Regions from separate parts of the Homo sapiens genome. Here region 1 is linked to region 2. A link is an interaction called in ENCODE POLR2A ChIA-PET data of the cell type or tissue named here. Cell type or tissue: PC-9. All regions are shown on one strand. Links, peaks and the distances in the headings refer to the core of each region. The heading gives the core; the rest is flanking DNA. Region 1 has its middle 13 kb from the start of CDC42EP1. Region 2 overlaps PLA2G6 (phospholipase A2 group VI).

Evidence for each region. ChIA-PET counts read pairs that join two places held together with the same protein. Peaks named below come from ENCODE experiments on the same cell type or tissue, not always from the same donor. Only the 100,000 strongest peaks of a DNase experiment are listed, where the experiment ranks them.
Region 1: POLR2A ChIA-PET joins it to region 2 with 15 read pairs; 2 of 35 experiments call an interaction of 5 or more read pairs at or near these places.

What each region holds. Positions count from the first base shown.
Region 1 is chr22:37,542,001-37,552,414 of GRCh38, reverse strand. No RefSeq gene overlaps it. Among named protein-coding and RNA genes, the nearest start is that of CDC42EP1, 13 kb to the left of the region's middle. RefSeq lists an enhancer at 1-379. In PC-9, for the core only: CTCF peaks have their summits at 2,670 (motif pointing left) and 7,102 (motif pointing left); DNase peaks (open chromatin) are centred at 2,624, 5,244, 7,074 and 8,101; H3K27ac peaks cover 2,413 bases.
Region 2 is chr22:38,140,915-38,151,328 of GRCh38, reverse strand. PLA2G6 (phospholipase A2 group VI) reads left to right here. Exons shown (of 17, transcript NM_003560.4): 3 at 5,676-5,891; 4 at 8,041-8,224. Among named protein-coding and RNA genes, the nearest start is that of BAIAP2L2, 35 kb to the right of the region's middle. RefSeq lists an enhancer at 8,080-8,580. In PC-9, for the core only: a CTCF peak has its summit at 7,098 (motif pointing right); DNase peaks (open chromatin) are centred at 2,818, 3,448, 5,378, 7,758 and 1 weaker place; H3K27ac peaks cover 4,020 bases.

The sequences.
Region 1 (10,414 bases), core at 703-8,702, 600 kb after region 2:
GCGGGAGGGGCAGCAGAAGGGGTCAGGGCCAGGTGACCCTGTTGTCCCTGGGTGATAGAAATGTGCTCTCCAGACCTGGGCCAGGTGGTTCGGGGCCTGGATGGAAGGGTGGTGGGGAGGGGTCCTCCAGGAGACCTTTGTTCTCACTGTGAGGTGGGTGGGGTGGAGAGAGGAGGGGCATGGAGGGGGGACAGGAAAAGTATTTGAGGAGCAGAAACAATGGCCTATTCTCTGTGGCCCACCCTGGCCTAAGAGATAGGCCCTTGGGCTGCAGGCCAGTCCTGCTTTGCCCTGACCATCTCCTGCATGGCCTCCTCCAGCCTGGCCCAGCCCTGGGGGCTTCACGTGGCCCTGCCTGGGTGGGCTGTGGGGGCGCCTTCCTCACCCCCATGGCCACGCGCTCATTCCTGGACACGTGGATCTCTCTGTTTTCTTCTAACAAAAGCCCGTCCACTTTGGTTAATGAAGCACTTCCATGTTCATGATCTCCTTTGTGTGGCAGAGACAGAAATGGACAAGGGAACACACCTTTTGCCCATGGCACCTGCCTGTTCATCAAAGAGCTGGGAGTCGGACCTGGCGCTCCTGGCTCTAGGTCCTGGGTTCACCCAGCAACCTCCTATGCCCCAAACCTGCTTCCTAGCTCCTGGTTTCCTCCTCTCTTTCCTGGATTGATGATAAGAAGAAGAGCAGAAGCAGGAGGAGCATTAACTGAGCATCTCCTGATTGCCAGACACAGCTCAGAGCTTGAAGTTCCACTTATATTTGCTCTGATCCTCACAACGCCATTGTGCAGATGAGGAAACTGAGGCCAAGGAGGTGAAGTAACGTCTCATGGCTTGGAAATGGTCACGCTGGATTTGAGTCCAGGTCTGTCGCCTCTCAGTGGCCTGCTGCCTTGAGGGCAAAGGCTCTGGGACCACGCTCAGAGGGACCATGATCTCCTCCGGTCTCCAGGGGTGAGGAGGAACCTCACGTCCTGTATACACATCCTTCTGGGGCAGGAATTGTTCAGAAGCAACCCTGACTGATGGCTGTTGCCTCTACTTACATCCCTTTGGTGACTGGAAGCTCACCACTCCCCCAAGAGGACAGCTCTGCCAGCCAAGAATTTCTCCCTGAAATGGAGCAGAAATCAACTCGTCATAACCTCTGCTCACTGCTCCTCTTTCCACCTCTGAGAACAGAGAGTTCCCCAGATGCTTCCCTTTGCAGAAAGTCAGAAGAAGACCTGGCTCCAAGTAGTACCAGTTGTGGATCTTGGGCAAGTTCTTTAGCCTCCCCGTGCCTCAGTTTTCTCATCTGTCAAGTGGGAGTAACAATGCCTATGATGGGCCGGGCGTGGTGGCTCACGCCTGTAATCCCACCACTTTGGGAGGGCGAGGTAGGCAGATCACGAGGTCAAGAGATTGAGACCAGCCTGGCCAACATAGTGAAACCGCGTCTCTACTAAAAATACAAAAATTAGCCAGGTGAGGTGGTGCATGCCTGTATTCCCAGCTACTCAGGAGGCTGAGGCAGGAGAATCACTTGAACCCGGGAGGCAGAGAGAGATCTCAGCTCTTCAGTGAGCTGAGATCGCGTCACTGCACTCCAGCTTGGTGACAGAGTGAGACTGTGTCTCAAAAAAAACCAAAAAACACCCAAAAACAAACAAACAAACAATGCCTGTGATCAAACATGTCTGCGAAAGGAGCTTTAGAAACACAGGTTGCGGGTGTGTCATAATCATTGCAGAGGCTCAAACTCCTTGTACTTTTCTCATTTGTTTCATGGACTTAACTTTCACATCACAGCAAACACTCATGAAGCACCAGTTCAGCACCTGGCAGCAGGGCACAGCCACTGCCTTTGTGGTTTTTTTTTTGGAGACAGAGTCTCACTCTGTAGCCTAAGCCAGAGTGCAGTGGTGCACTCTTGGCTCACTGCAACCTCCGCCTCCCAGGTTCAAGAGATTCTGGTGCCTCAGCCTCCGGAGTAGCTGGGACTACAGGTGCGCACCACCACACCTGGCTAATTTTTTGTATTTTAGTAGACATGGAGTTTCACCATGTTGCCCAGGGTGGTCTCAAACTCCTGAGCTCAGGTGATCTGCCCGCCTCGGACTCCCAAAGTGCTGGGATTATAGGCGTTAGCCACGGCGCCCGGCCCAGCCACTGCCTTTGAACTCAGAAATTCACACTCCCAGGCTGCAGAGAGGGGACGCGATGGTTTAGGGTTTTATGTGCAGAGTCATCTTTATGAATTCATAAAGACTCTGACAACATCCTCATGGGCAAGTGGAGGATCTCACAGGCAAGAAAACTGCCCAGAGAGGTGAAGCGACCTACCTGAAGTCCCACACCACCGTTCCAAAGGAGATTGACAGTGGATTCTCACCAGGCCATTCCTCGATTGGGTCTGCAGGGGTTAACCAGGCTGGCTGGCGCCTACCAAGCAGGAGGGGGGATCTCGCAGAGAGTGAGAGTTGGAGAATAGGCAGCCCCCTCTGGGTCTCTGACTCCCCCTCAGTGGGCAGCTTGAGCCCCTGCCAGCCTCTTGTTGACTCAGCCGGCCTCACTTCTGCCAAGGCCTGCTGGCCAGAGCTCCCACGGGGAGGGTCAGGCCACATTCTTCTCTGGCTGGAGCCTGAGGGGTGGCTGGCACCTCCTGGTGGAGTCTGTGTGCTGGAAAGAAGCTCATCTGGTTTGTGGGTGCTGGGACAGATGCTGGGGTGAAGCAGGAAATGTTTTTTGGGGGGAGTCAAGGATGGCTTCCCAAGGGACCACCTCAGAGCAAATGGATTAGCCTGGGAACTGGGCTACTTGGTTGCACGGCTCAGCTTGGTCTTTTTTTTTTTTTTTTTTTTTTTTTTTTTGAGACAGGGTCTTGCTCTGTCGCCCAGGCTGGAGTACAGTGGCATGAATATGGCTTACTGCAGCCTCGACCTCCTGGGCTCAAGCGATCCTCCCGCCTCAGCTTCCTGAGTAGCTAGGACCACAGATGCATACCACCATGCTCAGCTCGGCTAATTTTTTAAATTATTGTAGAGACATGGGCTTGCTATGTTGCCCAGGCTGGTCTCGAACTCCTGGGCTTAAGTGATCCTCCCATCTCAGCCTCCCAAAGTGTTGGGATTACAGGCATGAGCCACTACACCTGGCCAGCTTTGCCATGAATGAGCTGGGTGATCTTAGTGAGACACCCCCACCATCCTGCACCCCACCTCAGTTTCCCCATCCATCAAATGGGTATATGTGATAATATACCCTGCCTGCCTTACTCCACAGCTGTTGGGAGGATCAAAGGCAAAAACGAGTTGGGCCGGAGTGAACTCCCTTTGTAGGGCAAAGGCCCACACATGCTGGCTGGCCAGCCTGGCATTCTCTAGGGGAGCAAGTGAAGGGAAGGGGAGTTCAGGGGCAGCTCTTAGCTGTGGTGTGATCTGCCTGACATCCCTGCCTCCTCCCCGCTTGACATAGTGACACTGACAATAATAGTACCTCCTGGCCGGGCGCGGTGGCTCACACCTGTAATCCCAGCACTTTGGGAGGCCGAGGTGGGCGGATCACAAAGTCAGGAGTTAGAGACCAGCCTGGCCAACATGGTGAAACCCCGTCTTTACTAAAAATACAAAAGTTAGTTGGGCGTGGTGGTGCTTACCTGTAATCCCAGCTACTCTGAAGGCTGTGACAGAAGAATTGCTTGAACCTGGGAGGCAGAGGTTGCAGTGAGCTGAGATTGCACCACTGCACTCCAGCCTGGGCGACAGAGCGAGATTCCGTCTCAAAAAAAAAAAACAAACAAATAATAATAGGCTGGGTGTGGTGGCTCACGCCTGTAATCCCAGCACTTTAGGAGGCCGAGGTGGGTGGATTACAAGGTCAGGAGATCGAGACCATCCTGGCTAACATGGTAAAACCCCGTTTCTACTAAAAAAATACAAAAAAGTTAGCCGGGCGTGGTGGCAGGTGCCTGTAATCCCAGCTACTCAGGAGGCTGAGGCAGGAGAATGGCGTGAAACCGAGAGGCGTTGCTTGCAGCTGAGATTGCGCCACTGCACTCCAGCCTGGGCGACAGAGTGAGATTCCTTCTCAAAAAAACAAATAATAATAATAATAATAGCACCTCCTGCCAGGCGCACAGCCCTCAAGGGTTTACAAAGTCCTTTCATTTCTATACCTGTCACCTGCTGCCTCAGGGCCCTGGCAGAGAATACTCTTTCTTCTGCAGAGAATACTCTTTTCCCAGATAAGTGAGAGGCTGTTTTCTGCTCGGCTCAAACGTCCCCTCCTCAGGGGCCTACGGGACCAGGGATCTAAACTAAGTTCTTGGCTGGGCGTGGTGGCTCATGCCTGTAATCCCAACACTTTGGGAGGCTGAGGTGGGCAGATCGCCTGAGGTCAGGAGTTCGAGACCAGGCTGGCCCACATGGTGAAACCCTGTCTCTACTAAAAACACAAAAATCAGCCGGGTGTGGTGGTGTGTGCCTGTAATCCCAGCTACTCGGGAGGCTGAGGCAGGAGAATCACTTGAACCCGGGAGGTGGAGGTTGCGGTAGCCGAAATTATGCCATTGCCTCCAGCCTGGGCAGAAAAAGCGAAAACTCTGTCTCAAAAAACCAAAACACATAAATTAAGTTCTCTCCCACCCCTGCCCCCCAGCACCCTCCCTTCCGTGCTGCTGCTCTGTGCCTCTGGTGACTGCCATGACCTTGTTCAGGGGACCACCTTCCCCCATGACATTAACCTCCGTGAGGGCAGGGATGGTGACTGCGTTGCTCATCGCTGTGTCTAGTGACAGACAGCAGCCTTCCATGGTAGCTGTGATTGTTTTCCTTTGTAGAGAAGCTTAGAGAGACCAAATGCCTTGCCCAAGTCCACACAGCTGGGAAGGGATGGAGCCAGGACTGGGGCCCAGAGGCCTCTTAGATTCCAGTCCGTGGCTCTTTCAAGAAATGCCCACAACTGCGATGCCTGTTTCCTCTGCAGGCCCTGACTCCCTGGAAAAGAGAAAGCATGTCTCACCCCTTTGTCACCCCACGAGGTCCAGCTCGCGCCTCCTCCTTACACACAGTAGGTGCTGTGCCCGTATTTGTTTGGAAGATGTGGGAGGAACAAGCTACTATATTCAACATGCAAAGCCTGCTTGCCACCCTTGTGGGCCTCTGTCCCTTCACCAGGGACTAAGGACTAATGCCTCGGGCCCAGGGTGGGGGCATTCCAGGGGCCTCCTCACCCTGCTCAGGCAGGCCGGCTGGGCCAGCAGCTGTGGGGTGGCCAGATGCCCCACCCCTGGCGCCTTTAGGCCCTGAGCCCAGGCCGCAGGCTGAGCTGTTGGCTGGCACTGCTCCTTAGTCTTGGGGCAGGAACACCGCAGGGATTTTAAAAATAAAGGGCCTTGAGACAGTGGCCTGGCCCAGGCAGCCACAGGGCGGGGCGGGGGCCAGACAGGGACGGTGGGGGAATGCTGAGCCCGCAGCGGGCTGCAAGGCCGGGGTGGCCTCATTTTCTTCTCCAGAAACACTGCTCTCTTCCAAGAACGCCTCCTCCCGGCCTACTCTAAACATGGATCTCAAATATTTCCTGAGCACCTACTATGTGCCAGGCCTTGGTGGCAGTGGGGTGAATCCTCCACTCTTCCCGGCAACTGTATGGCTCTCCTCAGAGGGGCCCCTCCCTTCTTACCCAACCTCAGGCCACAGACTATTGACCACCTACTGTGTGCCAGGCAGCTCTGGCCTTTCACTCCTTGGCTCTTTCCCCTTCTGCTCTCACTCCCTGAGGCACCTCCCCTGTCCAGCCCATTTCAGTCCCCTTCTTTCTCCTCTGGCTCAGCTAACAGGAAACGCAGCCGGGGAGGTCAAGAGCCCCCGGCCTCCAGAGCGCAGCGTCTGGACACACAGGGCCTGTCTACATGGTGCGGTGGGGAAAGGGGGGCTTCCTGTTTACGACAATCACAAGTACCCTTGGGTGGTGCTTGGACAGGCCTCCAGGGCAGCCCCTCTAGTGTAGATCTAATCCCTCCCTAGGAGGGGCCCCCGAGTACCCCCACAGGCCCCAGGCAGCTAGCTCAGACCCTGGCCACTAACACCCGCGCCCCCGCCCGCAACACGGGATGGGTAGAGAAGGGAGGAGGAGCGAGGAGTCTTGGGAACAGCCTGGAATGTGGGAGTTGAAGGTCCGCAGGAAGCATCCCGGGCTCCAGGCCCCACTCCAAGTCTGGGTGCCCCGCCCCAGTCCTCTCCTCCCATCCCGGGGCCTCCCCAGCTCTGATGGGGGCGGGGCTGAGGGAGCCAGGAAGGAGGAGACCAGATTCCTTCCCGTCCCGCTGGGGCCGGAGGCTTCAGCTCTGGCTTGACCAGGCTCTGGCGGCCTCAGTCTCTCCATCCCTAGGGCAGGGCGTTGAGCCAGCTCCCGGGTCAGCCCCCATCTGCTGCTGCCTCCCTCTTTTTCCCCCCGCTGCCTGCACAATCCCAGAGGAGGGGTGAGGACGTCAAGAGGCTGAGACCGGCAGGGGAGACCTCCACGGAGGGGTGGGGCTGGCCAAAGGTGCCCCTGGGGAAGCAAACAACCCTGCCTACCTCCCCCTCCAGGCAGCCCCAGCCGATCGATCCTGTAGTTGCCCAATGGGTATTGACCGAGGGCCTGAGGGTCAGGGTCGCTGGTCCAGAAGAGGCCGGGCAGAGGGAGGCCTGCCCCATCCCCCACACGCTCCCTCACCTAACCCAAAAGGAGGTAGGTGACCCCTGTCCTCGTCTCCCCTCCCGGACCCCAGCCCCTTAGGGCACAACATGGTTGATGCTTGGGGCAGTCATCCCCCAGAGGCCGTGGGGGCACATTGGAGCTAGCTAGCTCAGAGGAGGCAGCCAGGGAGGGCTTCCTGGAGGAAGGAGGCCACCCTCTCAATATAGAAGCCTAAAATTGTGAAAGAGTGTGCCTGGCCCAGGAAACAACCTGGCCAAAGGCATGGCACTTCTAGAGAAGTGCTAGTGACATGATAGGGTTGGAGAAAGGCACAGGTGAGGGAAGGAGGGGAGGTTTTAGGGAGTGGAGGGCTGGGGTGGAAGGATGAGGTCATTTGTCCCAGTGGACTTTCTGTGGCTCTGGAGCGCCCTCTTTTGCCCCAGGCAGGAAGGCAGAGGGGAGCCTGGTAAAGGAACCACCACAATTTGATGTGGCTATGCAGACTTGGCGAGGGGAAGGGCCTGGGGACTGGGACTGGGACTACAGCCTCTAGTTCCATGAAGCCGCCCTACTGCCCTGGGAAGACCCCAGGTTTTCAGCCTTGTGAGACCCGCTCTGGGTCGGTGCCTCCAGGCGCTGGGGCGGCTCGCACAGGCTGTTCTGTGGTGGGGAAGAGAGTCTTGGCTCTTCCAAATTTCCAGCTGTGTAACCTTGGGTGAGTTATGAACTCCCCTGGCCTCAGTTTCCCCCTCTGTAAGATGGAGCTAAAAATAATTGCCCCAGAGGGCTACTGGTGGATGAAATTAATTAATTTATATTTTAGAAAGCACCTGGCACTAGTGTGCACCCAATTCCAGTTAGGAAACATTATTATTAATTGAGAAGAAGAGAAAGTTGGCTTTACCCCAAGGACATGTTGACAGGTGGGCGGAAGGTGTTTCACCAGAAGAGTCTTCAAAGAAGGACCTGATACGCAGCCTCTAGGATTCCCAGACTTGCCTGATCCAAGAAACTCCCTGGGGCTGTGGTTCAAAACATCAGCTTCTGGCCGGGCGCGGTGGCTCATGCCTGTAATCCCAGCACTTTGAGAGGCCGACGGTTGGGGGGTGGATCTCCTGAGGTCAGGAGCTTGAGACTAGCCTGGCCAACATGGTGAAACCCTGTCTCTATTAAAAAAAAAATCCAGATGTGGTGGTGCGCCTGTAGTCCCAGCTACTCGGGAGGCAGAGGCAGGAGAATCGCTTGAACTCGGGAGGTGGAGGTTGCAGGGAGCCCAGATTGCACCAGTGCACTCCAGCCTGGGCGACAGAGCGAGTCTCTGTCTCAAAAACAAAAACAAATAAACCCAAAATATCAGCTCCCCTTCTCCAAGTCTCTGACTGGGCAGGTCTGGGTGGGACAGGTCTTGGGATTTATAAGGAGGCCCCAGGCCTGAGCCTTCTACCAGGCAGGTATGGGGAGCATTCCTCTCTGATGACAAGGACTCACCCAAATGGTTTCTCCTTGGGAAGTGAGTCTTTCTTTCCTTCTTTTCTTTCCTTCTTCTTTCCTTCTTTCCTCCTTTCCTCCTTCCTCCCTTCCTCCCTTCCTTCCTTCCTTCTTTCTGTCTCTTTCCTTCCTTCCTTTCTTTCCTTCTTTCGAGACAAAGTTTCACTCTTGTGGGCTCAGGCTGGAGCGCAGTCGTGCTATCTCGGCTCATCGCAACCTCTGCCTCCCGGGTTCAAGTGATTCTCCTGCCTCAGCCTCCCGAGTAGCTGGGATTACAGGTATGCACCACAACGCCCAGCCAGTATTTTTTTTTTTTTTTTTGAGATGGAGTCTCGCTCTCTCTCCCCGTCTGGAGTGCAGTGGTGCAATCTCGGCTCACTGCAAGCTCCGCCTCCCGGGTTCATGGCATTCTCCTGCCTCAGCCTCCCGAGTAGCTGGGACTACAGGCATCTGCCACCACGCCTGGCTAATTTTTTGTGTTTTTTTTATTTTTTATTTTATTTTATTTTATTTTTTTCAGATGGAGTTTCGCTCTTGTTGCCCAGGCTGGAGTGCAGTGGTGTGATCTCGGCTCACTGCAACCTCCGCCTCCCAGGTTCAAGCAATTCTCCTGCCTCAGCCTCCCTAGTAGCTGGGATTACAGGCATGTGCCACCACGCCCACCTAATTTTGTATTTTTAGTAGAGACGGGGTTTCTCCACGTTGGTCAGGCTGGTCTCGAACTCCCAACCTCAGGTGATCCACCCACCTCGGCCTCCCAAAGTGCTGGGATTACAGGCGTGAGCCACCGCGCCTGGCCAATTTCTTTGTATTTTCGGTTGAGACGGGGTTTCTCCATGTTGGTCAGGCTGGTCTGGAACTCCCAACCTTAGGTGATCTGTCCACCTTGGCCTCCCAAAGTGCTGGGATTACAGGCGTGAGCCACCGTGCCCGGCCTGAATCTTTCAAAATACTTTTAAAAACCCTACTGTTTATTGAGCATGTACTGCCCGCCTGGCACTGCTCTGAGCCTCATCCGTGTTGATTCATGTCATCCTCACCACAATCCTATGTCGCAGTAGGTACTAAGATTTGTTCCCATTTCACTGATGGGGAAACTGAGACCTACAGAAGCTAAGAAACTTGCCCAACATCACAAAAACCCTGTGACTTGTGAGGCGTCCACCTGGACATGGGCTCTTACCCACTGGTTTGCAGTTTCCCAACCTGCCTCAGGGTCCTTGAACACTTGATGAAATTCCTCCAGGAGTCTTGGGTAGGAGCTGGGATCCTTACTTTTCACTCTTTTGCCCTCTAAGTTTGTGACGTTTGAATCAAGAAATGGCCGAATGCTTGAGGCCCAGAGTTTGAGACCAGCCTAATGAACACAGTGAGACTCCATCTCTAGGGTGTGGTGGCACATGCCTGTAATCCCAGCTCCTTGGGAGGCTGAGGCAGGAGAATTGCTTGAAGCTGGGAAGCGGATGTTGCAGTGAGCTGAGATCATGCCATTGCACTCCAGCCTGGGTGACAGAGCGAGACTCCATCTCAAAAAGAAAAAGAAAAGAAAAGAAAAGAAAATGAGCTGGGCATGGTGGTGCTACTCAGGAGGCTGAGGCAGGAGGATCGCCTGAGCCCAGGAGTTTGAGCAGGCTGCAGTGAGCCATGATTGCACCACTGCGCTCCAGCCTGGGCCACAGGGCAATTCCTAGTCTCAAAAAAAAAAAAAAAAAAAAAAAAAAAAAGGCCAGTTCTGCTTTAAACCCCACTGGAGAGGCAGAAGACTGGGGTTCAACTTCCTAGGCCCTACTTACTTTCTTTGGGGTGGTCTTGGGTAGTTCCCTCACCCTGAACTTTGGTTTCTGTATTTCTAAAATGGGGATACAGTACCTCCCTGGATACCATCCCTGAGTTACCTGAGACTGGGCTTGGGAAAGAGGTTTGCGAATGGTTCAGGCTGTGGGTTCCTGGGACCCAGGGGTGGTAGGCTCAGGGATAGGAGTGTGGACAGTCCAGGAGTTGCTCAAGCTTGTCTAGCCCCCAGAGCTAGGCTCTTTCCTAGCTAGTGTCATCAGTGGCTGGGGAGGTCATGCCACGATGGCAAAGTTGGGGGTGGCAGGAGTAGTAGGGAAGTCTGGTTGTGAGCCTGCCTTCTCCCATCCACCCCACCTGACACCCAGCACGCCCTGGCTGGCAGTTGCTAGTGATTCACCAGCTTTAAGCCCTAGTTTCATTTGTAATCAGGAAACGGGCCACTAGAGAGCCCGGGGCACTTTCTGGTG
Region 2 (10,414 bases), core at 1,519-9,518:
GCTGCAGTGAGCGTTGATTGCACCACTGCACTCCAGCGTGGGTGACAGGAGTGAGACCATGTCTCCAAAAAAAAAAAAGAAGGAAAGAAAAAGCTTTTGTATTTCCTTTCGTGTAGGTCTGCTAATGACAAAGTCTCTGGGTTTTTTGTTTGACTAGAGAAATGTTTTAATTTTAACCTTATTCTTGAAGGTTTTGTTTTTGTTTTCATTTTGTTTTGTGTGCTAAGTACAGAATTCTCATTGGCATTTATTTATTTAGAGACAGAGTCTTGCTCTGTGGCCCAGGCTAGAGTACAGTGGCACGATCTCCGCCTCCCAGGTTCAAGCGATTCTCCTCCCTCAACCTCCTGAGTAGCTGGGGCTACAGGCATGCACCACTACACCTGACTAATTTTTGTATTTTTAGTAGAGACGGGGTTTCACCGTGTTGCCCAGGCTGATCTCAAACTCCTGAGCTCAAGTGATTTGCCTGCCTTGGCCTCCCAAAGTGCTGGGATTATAGGCATGAGCCGCCGTGCCTGGCCAGCATTTATTTTCTTTTCAGCTCTTTAAGGAAGTCATTCCATTATCTCTGGGTTCCATTGTTGAGAAGCCAGCTGTCATTCTAATGGTTGCCCTTTGAAGATAACTTTTTTCCCTCTGCTATTTTAAATATTTCCTCCTTGTATTTTATTTTCAACAGGTGTAATGTGGCACATATATCAGCAATTGTTATGTTACATACAATACATATTGTGCAACATATGTATCATTATCAGTTATTGCTGTGTAACAAACTACTCCAGAACACAGTGGCTTATAAAAGGAATCATTTATTTAGTCCTTAAATCTGCAATTTGAGCAGAGCTCAGTGGGAAAGCCTCAGCTTTACTTTATATGGCACCATATAAGGTAACTCGCAACTGGCAAGTTGGTGCTGGCTGTTGGCTGGTAGTTCATTCAGGGCTCAGGGCCCAGGACCAAGAGTCGTCACCATGGCTTGCTTCAGCCTCCTTGAGGCATGATGGCTGGGTCCCAAGAGAAGAGAAATAGAAACTTCCAGTCTCTTAAGGCATTGGTCTGGAAGCTGGGACGGCATCACTTTTGCCATATTCTGTTGGTAACGCAGTTACATCGCCAGATTAAAGGGTAAAGAGATACAAATTCCCACTGCTCAGTGCAAGGAATATCAGTGATTTTAGGGGGCCCTGTTTTAAAACCCCTACAAGGTGCTAAGCGTGGATTTCTGGGGCTTTCTTGTTTTTTGTTTTTTTCTATGTGTTTTTTTTTTTTTTTTTGGTGGTGGGGTCAGGGAGGGCTTATAGGGTATGTTAAATCAGCAGAATAATTTTATTTATTTATTTGGAGATGGAGTTTCACTCTTTTGCCTAAGCTGGAGTGAAGTAGCGTGATCAGAGATGGAGTTTCACTCTTTTGCCTAAGCTGGAGTGAAGTAGCGTGATCTCGGCTCACTGCAACCTCCGCCCCGCTGGTTCAAGCAATTCCCCTGCCTTAGCCTCCCAAGTAGCTGGGATTATAGGCACCCACCGCCACGCCCGGCTAATTTTTATATTTTTAGTAGACATGGGGTTTCGCCATGGCTAGTCTGGAATTCCTGACCTCAGGTGATCCACCCACCTTGGCCTCCCAAAGTGGTGGGATTACAGGTATGAGCCACTGTGCCTGACCTATAATGTTTTTTAAAAATCAGTTTTGGAAAGTTTGCAGACATTAACTTTTCAAATGTAGCTTCCATTTGATTCTTTTTCTACTCTGCCTCTGATCCTCCACTTATGTATGTATGCTAGATCTTTTATTAGATAGTCTGTGTCTCTTATGTACTCTACTATATTTTGTATTCTTCTGTCTCTCCATGCTTTATTCTGTTTACTCTTTCCTGATTATATTTTTTAATTTTGTAATTTCCATTTGATGCTTTTTTGATCATTCAAAACTCTTCACCAAAATTCTAAATTTCCTTTTTTAACCTCTCGAATGTTATCACAGTTACTTTAAAGTCTATTTTGGATAACTTAAATATTTACAGTCCCCTCACAGATATGTTTCTTTTGTATATTGTTTCTGTTGGTTTTCTTTCATGTCTTATCTCCACATATGCCTGGTGAGTTTTGATTATGTGTTGGTCATTGTATTTGCAAGTATGCTCGTAGAAATAATCTGGAATGGCCGGGCGCAGTGGCTCATGCCTGTAATCCCAGCACTTTGGGAGGCTGAGGCAGGTGGATCACGAGATCAGGAGATCAAGACCATCCTGGCTAACATGGTGAAACCCCATCTCTACTAAAAATACAAAAAATTAGCTGAGCATGGTGGCACGTTCCTGTAATCCCTGCTACTCGGGAGGCTGAGGCAGGAGAATCACTTGAACCAGGAGGCAGAGGTTGCAGTGAGCCGAGATCACGCCACTGCACTCCAGCCTGGGTGACAGAGCGAGACTCCGTCTCAAAAAAAAAAAAAAAAAAAAAAAAAGAAATAATCTAGAGCCTAGTTTGATGTTTCCTTACAAAGAATGAATTTATTTTTGCTTCTCCCATTGCAACTAGGATAACCTCAGTCTAGTTTCTGGAACTGAAATCACTTGAGGCTGAACTGTGGTCTCTGTGAGAGCGTGTCTGTGTATGGCTCACCCTTATTCCTAGGCTACGTAGTTCTTTAGGACCCTAACCCAAAGTAAGAGATGTTCATCAGGGCTCTCCTCTTGGCAGACGCCTGGGCTCCAGTCCCTGTGTCCTGAGCCCCATGAGGCTGTTACTGGTGCTGCTCGTCTGCCCATCCTCTCCAGTAACAGCCACCTGAACACTGCAATTCCTGGGTTTCCATCATTCCTTCCAGCCTGGTGAGTCATCAGTGTCTTTTGAGGTATCCAGTGCCTGCCAGCAGATGTTTTTTAATAATTTGTCCAGCATTTCTGGCTGTCCTCAGTAGGTGGTCTGTTTCACATTCCCTAGTCTGCTGTTAATGGAAAGTGGAAGTTCTGAGAGAGAATCATCGTTCCCGTCAGCATTCAAATGCCTGATTACACTTTCCCCATTCGCTATCCTTTCCTTTATTTGCTCCTCACCACAGCAAAACTCCTCAAAAATATCTATCTTTGCAATCTTCAGATTCTCACATTGTGTCCTTAAACCCACTTTAATCAGGCCTTGGTTCCCTCCATTCCACTAAAAGTAATGTTGTCAAGGTCGTGCATGCCTCCGTGATGCTAATTCCAGTGATGAGTTTTCAGTTGTCATTCTCTGACATATCGGCAACACTTGATGTGGAGTACCCTGATGTTGAGAGGCTGGTGAGATGAAGGAAAAACCCAGCCAAGGGCAATGAGGAATGGCTTCCTTCCGCCTCCTCCTTCCCTATCTTTGTTGTGGTTTTTGTTGTTTCTGTAACACTGATTACGTTATAGTTTATTTAATGTACTTCCTTATTCTATGTTTTTACTTTAGTCATTTTGTTGATCTCCTCCATAATAACATAGGCTCGGGCCAAGCACAGTGGCTCACGCCTGTAATCCCAGCACTTTGGGAGACCAAGATGGGTGGATCACTTGAGGTGAGGAGTTCGAGACCAGCCTGGCCAACATGGCGAAACCCTGTGCCTACTAAAAATACAAAAATTAGCTGGGCGTGGTAGCAAGCGCCTGTAATCCCAGCTACTAGGGAGGCTGAAGCAGGAGAATTGCAGGAGAATCACTTGAACCCAGGGGGCAGAGGTTGCAGTGAGCTGAGATCGCGCCACTGCACTCCAGCCTGGGTAACAGAGTGAGACTCTGTCTCAAAAAAAAAAAAAAAAAAAAGGCTTCAGGAGGGCAGAGCATTTTATGCAATTGTTCATTAATTGACCCCTCCATTTGGCACAGATCACATGCCCAGTAGTTAACTGTTAATCAACGCACTCTCTGTGGAACAACAGGCTGGTCCCGTTGAGCCAACACTCTCTGGGCACTGCCTTCACTAGACTCTGGCTGGCTGCTGCGCTTGTAGAGGTATGCAAGACAAAACCTTTTGGTATGTTAAAAGCCCTGGTCAGAACTTTAAGTAACCATCACTGACATATAATGGTTATGGTTTTGAAAGTGCTTTTATAGTGGTTTTTCATCTGTCCTCACAGCACCTCTGGGAGGTAGGTAGGACAGGTACAGTTAGTCTCATGTTTCAAATGGGGCTCAGAGAGGGAAAAGGATTTCCCAAGATCACACAGCACCTTAGTAGCAAAACTTGGACTCAACCTCAACACTTAAAAATGAACAAAGCTGGCCGGGCGCAGTGGCTCATGCCTGTAATCCTAGCACTTTGGGAGGCCCAGGCAGGCAGGTCACCTGAGGCCAGGAGTTTAAGATCAGCCTGGCCAACATGACAAAACTCTGTCTCTTCTAAAAATACAAAAAATTAGCCGGGCATGGTGGCGGGTGCCTGTAATCCCAGCTACTCAGGAGGCTGAGGCAGGAGAATCACTTGAACCTGGGAGATGGAGGCTGCAGTGAGCCGAGATCGTGCCATTGTACTCCAGCCTGGGCAACAAGAATGAAACTCCATCTCAAAAAAAAAAAAAAGAAAAGAAAAGAAAAAGAAAAGTTTCCCTTTTTTTAAATATCTCATTTTAATGACTGCATAATAGTTTATTACATAGTTATACCATAATTTATATAATATTTTGTTGCTGTACATTTAGGTTAAACAATACTTACTTAGTTCCTACTATGAAGAGGGGCCAAGTACTCGAGGCTGGAGCTCTCACATGTGGCAATGAAATTAGAAAGTGGATATGGCAGGGCTGTGGTAAAATAAAATATAAAAATAATAAATGATATTACCAAAGAAAAGGAAAGTTTTTCAAAATAAAGGAAAATCTAGACAAGCATAGTGGCTCACACCTGTAATCCCAGTACTTTTGGAGGCTGAGGCAGGAGGAACACTTGAGGCCAGGAGTTCAAGACCAGCCTGGGCAACATAGCAAGACCCCCTGTCAACAAAAATAAAAAAAAATTAGGCCAGGCACAGTGGCTCACGGTGGCTAGTGCCTGAAATCCTAGCACTTTGAGAGGCTGAGGGGGGTGGATTGCCTGAGCTCAGGAGTTCGAGACCAGCCTGGGCAACATGGCCAAACCCCATCTCTACTAAAAACACAAAAAATTAGCCAGGTGTGGCAGCACACGCCTTTAATCCCAGCTACTCTGGAGACTGAGGTAGGAGAATTGCTTGAACCCGGGAGGTGAAGGTCGCAGTGAGGTGAGATTACAACACTGCACTCCAGCCTGGGTGACAAAATGAGACTCTATCTCAAAAAAAAAAAAAATTAGCTGGGCATGGTGGTGCATGCCTGTAATCCCAGCTACTCAGGAACTAAGGTAGGAGGATCCCTTCAGCCCAGGAATTCGAAGATGCAGTGAGTCATGATCACACCACCGCACCCCAGCCTGGGTTACAGAGCAAGACCTTGTCTCTAAAAAACAAAGAAAGTCTAACCTAAACGCCATTATGTCATTTACATGTGTATAGGGGTGTGTGTGTGTGTGTGTGTGTGTGTGTGTGTGTGTGTGTGTGTGTGTGTTTGCTTGGGAGGGGAGTCGGGCTGGAGCTGGCCAGGCCGCAGCCTGGGGACCTTCTGATTCCAGCAGGGATGTGGGCCGAGGGTCCCGCCTTACTCATTTCGGGTCTTGCTCCTCTGTCCTGGCTCTACAGACTCTTCCAGCTGGAGTTGGAGGCTGACGCCCTAGTGAATTTCCATCAGTATTCTTCCCAGCTGCTACCCTTCTATGAGAGCTCCCCTCAGGTCCTGCACACTGAGGTCCTGCAGCACCTGACCGACCTCATCCGTAACCACCCCAGCTGGTCAGTGGCCCACCTGGCTGTGGAGCTAGGGATCCGCGAGTGCTTCCATCACAGCCGTATCATCAGGTGAGCAAGGGAACAAGACCATTTGGACAACGTGTGTGTACCTGCTTGTGTGGGCAGTGGGGGCCGCAGGCCTCGGTTCCCCTCCATAGTTTGACTTAAAAAGGAGCAGGGCCTGGCATGGTCGCTCACTAACGCAGTCCCAGCACTTTGGGAGGCTGAGGAGGGAGGATCACTTGAGACTAGGAGTTCAAGACCAGCCTGGCAAAATAGCAAGACCTTGTCTCTACGAAAAAATTAAAAAATTAGCATGTGTCTATACTCCTAGCTACTTGGGATGCTGAGGCAGGAGGATTGCTTGAGCCCAGGAGTTAGAGTTTACAGTGAGCTATGATTGCACCACTGCACTTCAGCCTGGGTGACAGAATGAGACCTTGTCTCTAGGAAAAAAAAAAAAAAAAAAAAAAAGGTGCTGCGTTGCTACCAGATTAAAATGTAAGAAGGACAATGTAATGTTTCCAGAGTCCGGAGTGCTCACCAGGTGCCAGGTCTGTGGGAGCTGATTTCTACCCACCATGAAATTGAATTTTCCCAACCCCCACAAGGTATCGTCATTTTATTTTACTTTATTTTATTTTATTTTATTTTATTTTATTTTATTTTATTTTATGTTACGTTATGTTATTTTATTTTGAGACGGAGTCTTATTCTGTCACCCAGGCTGGAGTGCAGTGGCGCGATCTTGGCTCACTGCACCCTCTGCCTCCTGGGTTCAGGTGATTCTCCTGCCTCAGCCTCCGGAATAGCTGGGATTACAGTAATGTGCCATCATGCCCGGGTAATTTTTTTTTTTTTTTTTTTTTTTTTTGAGACGGAGTCTCGCTCTGTCGCCCAGGCTGGAGTGCAGTGGCGCGATCTCGGCTCACTGCAAGCTCCGCCTCCCGGGTTCACGCCATTCTCCTGCCTCAGCCTCCCGCGTAGCTGGGACTACAGGCGCCCGCCACCACGCCCGGCTAATTTTTTTGTGTTTTTTAGTAGAGACGGGGTTTCACCATGTTGGCCAGGTTGGTCTCGAACTCCTAACCTCAGGTGATCTGCCCTCCTTGGCCTCCCAAAGTGCCGGGATTACAGGCGTGAGCCACCATGCCCGGCCCAGGTATCATCATTCTAGAGAGAGCTAACAGGACTTGTGCAGGTCACTCAGCCAGAGAGGGTGAAAGAGGGGCTTGGATCCTTGGTGTCTGCCCAGGCTGCTCTTCTGGAAGCTGAAGGCCTCCTTTTGTGAATCCATTCAGCCAGCAGATGGAGCAGCTGTTGCCCCTGGTGAGGGCACTGTCCCCACCCTTGCACAGGGCACCAGTTGGCCATCTTGTGCAGAGGTAGCCACACCTCCTCTGAGTCTCTATCCTAGATAGCTCAGTTAAGCTCCCAGGCCCAGAACTCAAAACCTCACTGCTGGCCGGGCGTGGTGGCTCACACCTGTAATCCCAGCACTTTGTGAGGCCGAGGCGGGTGTATCACTTGAGGTCAGGAGTTTGAGACCAGCCTGGCCAACGTGGTGAAACCCCGTCTCTACTAAAAATACAAAAAATTAGCAAGGCGTGGTGGCGCACGCCTGTAATCCCAGCTACTCGGGAGGCTGAGGCAGGAGAATTGCTTGAACCCAGAGGCGGAGGTTGCAGTGAGCCGAGATTGTGTCACTGCATTACAGCCTGGGCAACAAGAGTGAAACTCCACCTCAAAAAAACAAAACAAAACAAAAACCCTCACTGCACTTTAGTTTCCAGGCGTGCTTTTGGACAGCACTGTCTCATCTCACCATCACTCTGTCCATTTCCTGGGGCAGGCACAGCAGCTTGTGTCGATAAGGATATTGACGCCCAGAAAGGTTAAGTGAATTGCCTGAGGCTAGTGAGATATCCGTGTTCTGTGACCCTTTCCTGTGCCACCACCCTGCCCACTTCCTGCTGGTGTGGCCCTGGGGCCCATCTCTTGTACGAGTGAGCAAACTGAACAGAAACCTGATACAGGTCACATCAGATATAATTACATTCAAATCAGCCCAACTAGCTGAGTGGCGGGAATGCTCTTGAGCTCAAATAAACCAGAAAGTCCGAGTTTCCGAGTGCACTTCCCTGCATGTGCACTTAGGTCCCCCTGCCACCTTGTACCACACCTGCTCACCTCTGCTCACCCTGGCCCTCTCCTGCAGCTGTGCCAATTGCGCGGAGAACGAGGAGGGCTGCACACCCCTGCACCTGGCCTGCCGCAAGGGTGATGGGGAGATCCTGGTGGAGCTGGTGCAGTACTGCCACACTCAGATGGATGTCACCGACTACAAGGGAGAGACCGTCTTCCATTATGCTGTCCAGGGTGACAATTCTCAGGTGCTGCAGGTGAGCAGGGGGAGGGGCAGGGTGACTGGTACTGATACCTCCCGGTGTCCACGGTTCCCTTTGGGCCCCTAGGCTCAGGTGTCACTCTCAGGCCTCTCACTGTCCCCCATTGGTCCTTGAGGCCTGAGCTCCTTCATGGAGGGTGCAGACCCCTCCCTGGCTCTTCCCTCCCAGCCCTTTTCCAGGAGCCACGTCCTCAGTCTCTTTGCTTGATAAACCTGGGGACGGCCTCCAACCCAGCAAAATAAACCCCAAAAAAGGCCCAGCTCCAGTCAGTTAGTTCAGTTCCACTTTTCCTGAGCACAAACTGTGAGCCAGATGCCTGCCTGGAGGGGCTCGTGGGCCAGCGGGACCTGGGCTTAACCTTTTGCAAGCTTGTCCAATCTGTGGCCCTGCAGGCTGCATGCAGCCCAGGACGGCTTTGAATGTGGCCCAACACAAATTCACAAACTTTCTTAAAACATTATGAGATCCATGCATGGACCTTTTTTTTAGATCAGCTGTTGTTAGCGTTCATGTATTTTATGTGTGACCCAAGACAATTCTTCTGATGTGGCCCAGGGAGGCCAAAATATTGGACAACCCTATTTTACAGGAATTCAAACCAAGCAAACCAAACTGTCTCCAGTTCCTGTAGGCATTTGTGCCAGAGGCCCTCCTGTTAACGTTTTTGATTACCTGGGCAAAAGATGTGATTTTTTAATTGTGGGCAAGCAGATGGGGTGATACTATTAAATAGCTATTTCATATATTAGATTGAACAGAAAAGGCAGGATGTTGGATTATGTTTTATTGTCTAGAATTAGAAAATTCTTCTAAAGATCATGTTCTCTCTGCCTTGGCATCAGAATGCAACTACGTTATACCAGAAAATGTGGATTCCTTTTTTTTTTTTTTTTTTTTTTTTTTTGAGACAGAGTTTCCCTATGTCTCCCAGGCTAGAGTGCAGTGGTGCGATCTCGGCTCACTGCAACCTCCACCTCCTGGGTTGAAGTGATGCTCGTGCCTCAGCTTCCTGAGTAGCTGGGATTACAGGCATGTGCCACCATGCCTGGGTAGTTTCCGTATTTTTAGTAGGGATGGGGTTTTGCCATGTTGCCCAGGCTGGTCTCCAACTCCTGGCCTTAAGTGATCCACCTGCCTCAGCCTCCCAAAATGCCGGGATTACAGGTGTGAGCCACTGTGCCCGGCCCAGAAAATGTGGATTCATATCTTATGCTTCTTGCTCTCAGGGAAGGGAATTCTCCACCCACTGTTGAACTCCACTTTCACCGAGAATCCTCTGCGCACCCAGCATGGTGCCGCGCAGACCCTGCCTCCATGCGGGGGTGTGCACACCCGCTTCTCGATAGTCATGCACGACTGCAGCTGTCCTTTATCCGGTGCTGATTGGTGCCTGACCTTGAACTGAGTGTTGTATGTGTTCCAGTTAATTCTTAGAATACACTCATGGGGTGGAGGTCATTATTCCCCTTTCCTCTCCGAAGAAACTGAGGTTCAGTGTTGTTAATTAAGAAGCGTGCCCAGGGAGGGCCACAAAGCTGAGAGAGTGGGGCTTGACCTTACATTGGCCTCGATGCCAGCCCTTTGCTCTTCCTGCTGTGTCTCTGGCCTGCCTTCAGGTCCAGTGGGACTGCTGTGAGGTGACCCTGGTGTCACATGGGTACACTGTGGTTGTAATGAACCTCATGGGGACAGCACTGAGCCAAAAGTGAGACAGTAAAACCCTCCTAGCACTTTCTTTTTTTTGAGACAGCATCTAGCTCTGTCGCCCAGGCTGGAGTGCAGTGGTGTGATTGTGGCTCACTGCAGCCTCAACCTCCTGGACTCAGGTGATCCTCCCACCTCAGCCTCCTGAGCAGCTGGGACTACAGGCTCGTGCCACCACATGGGCTAATTTTTTTTTTTTTTGAGACGGAGTCTTGCTCTGTCGCCCAGGCTGGAGTGCAGTGGCGCGATCTTGGCTCACTGCAAGCTCTGCCTCCCGGGTTCATGCCATCCTCCTGCCTCAGCCTCCAGAGTAGCTGGGACTACAGGCGCCCGCCACCACACCCGGCTAATTTTTTTTGTATTTTTAGTAGAGACAGGGTTTCACCGTGTTCGCCAGGATGGTCTTGGTCTCCTGACCTTGTGATCCGCCTGCCTCGGCCTCCCAAAGTGCTGGGATTACAGGCGTGAGCCACCACACCC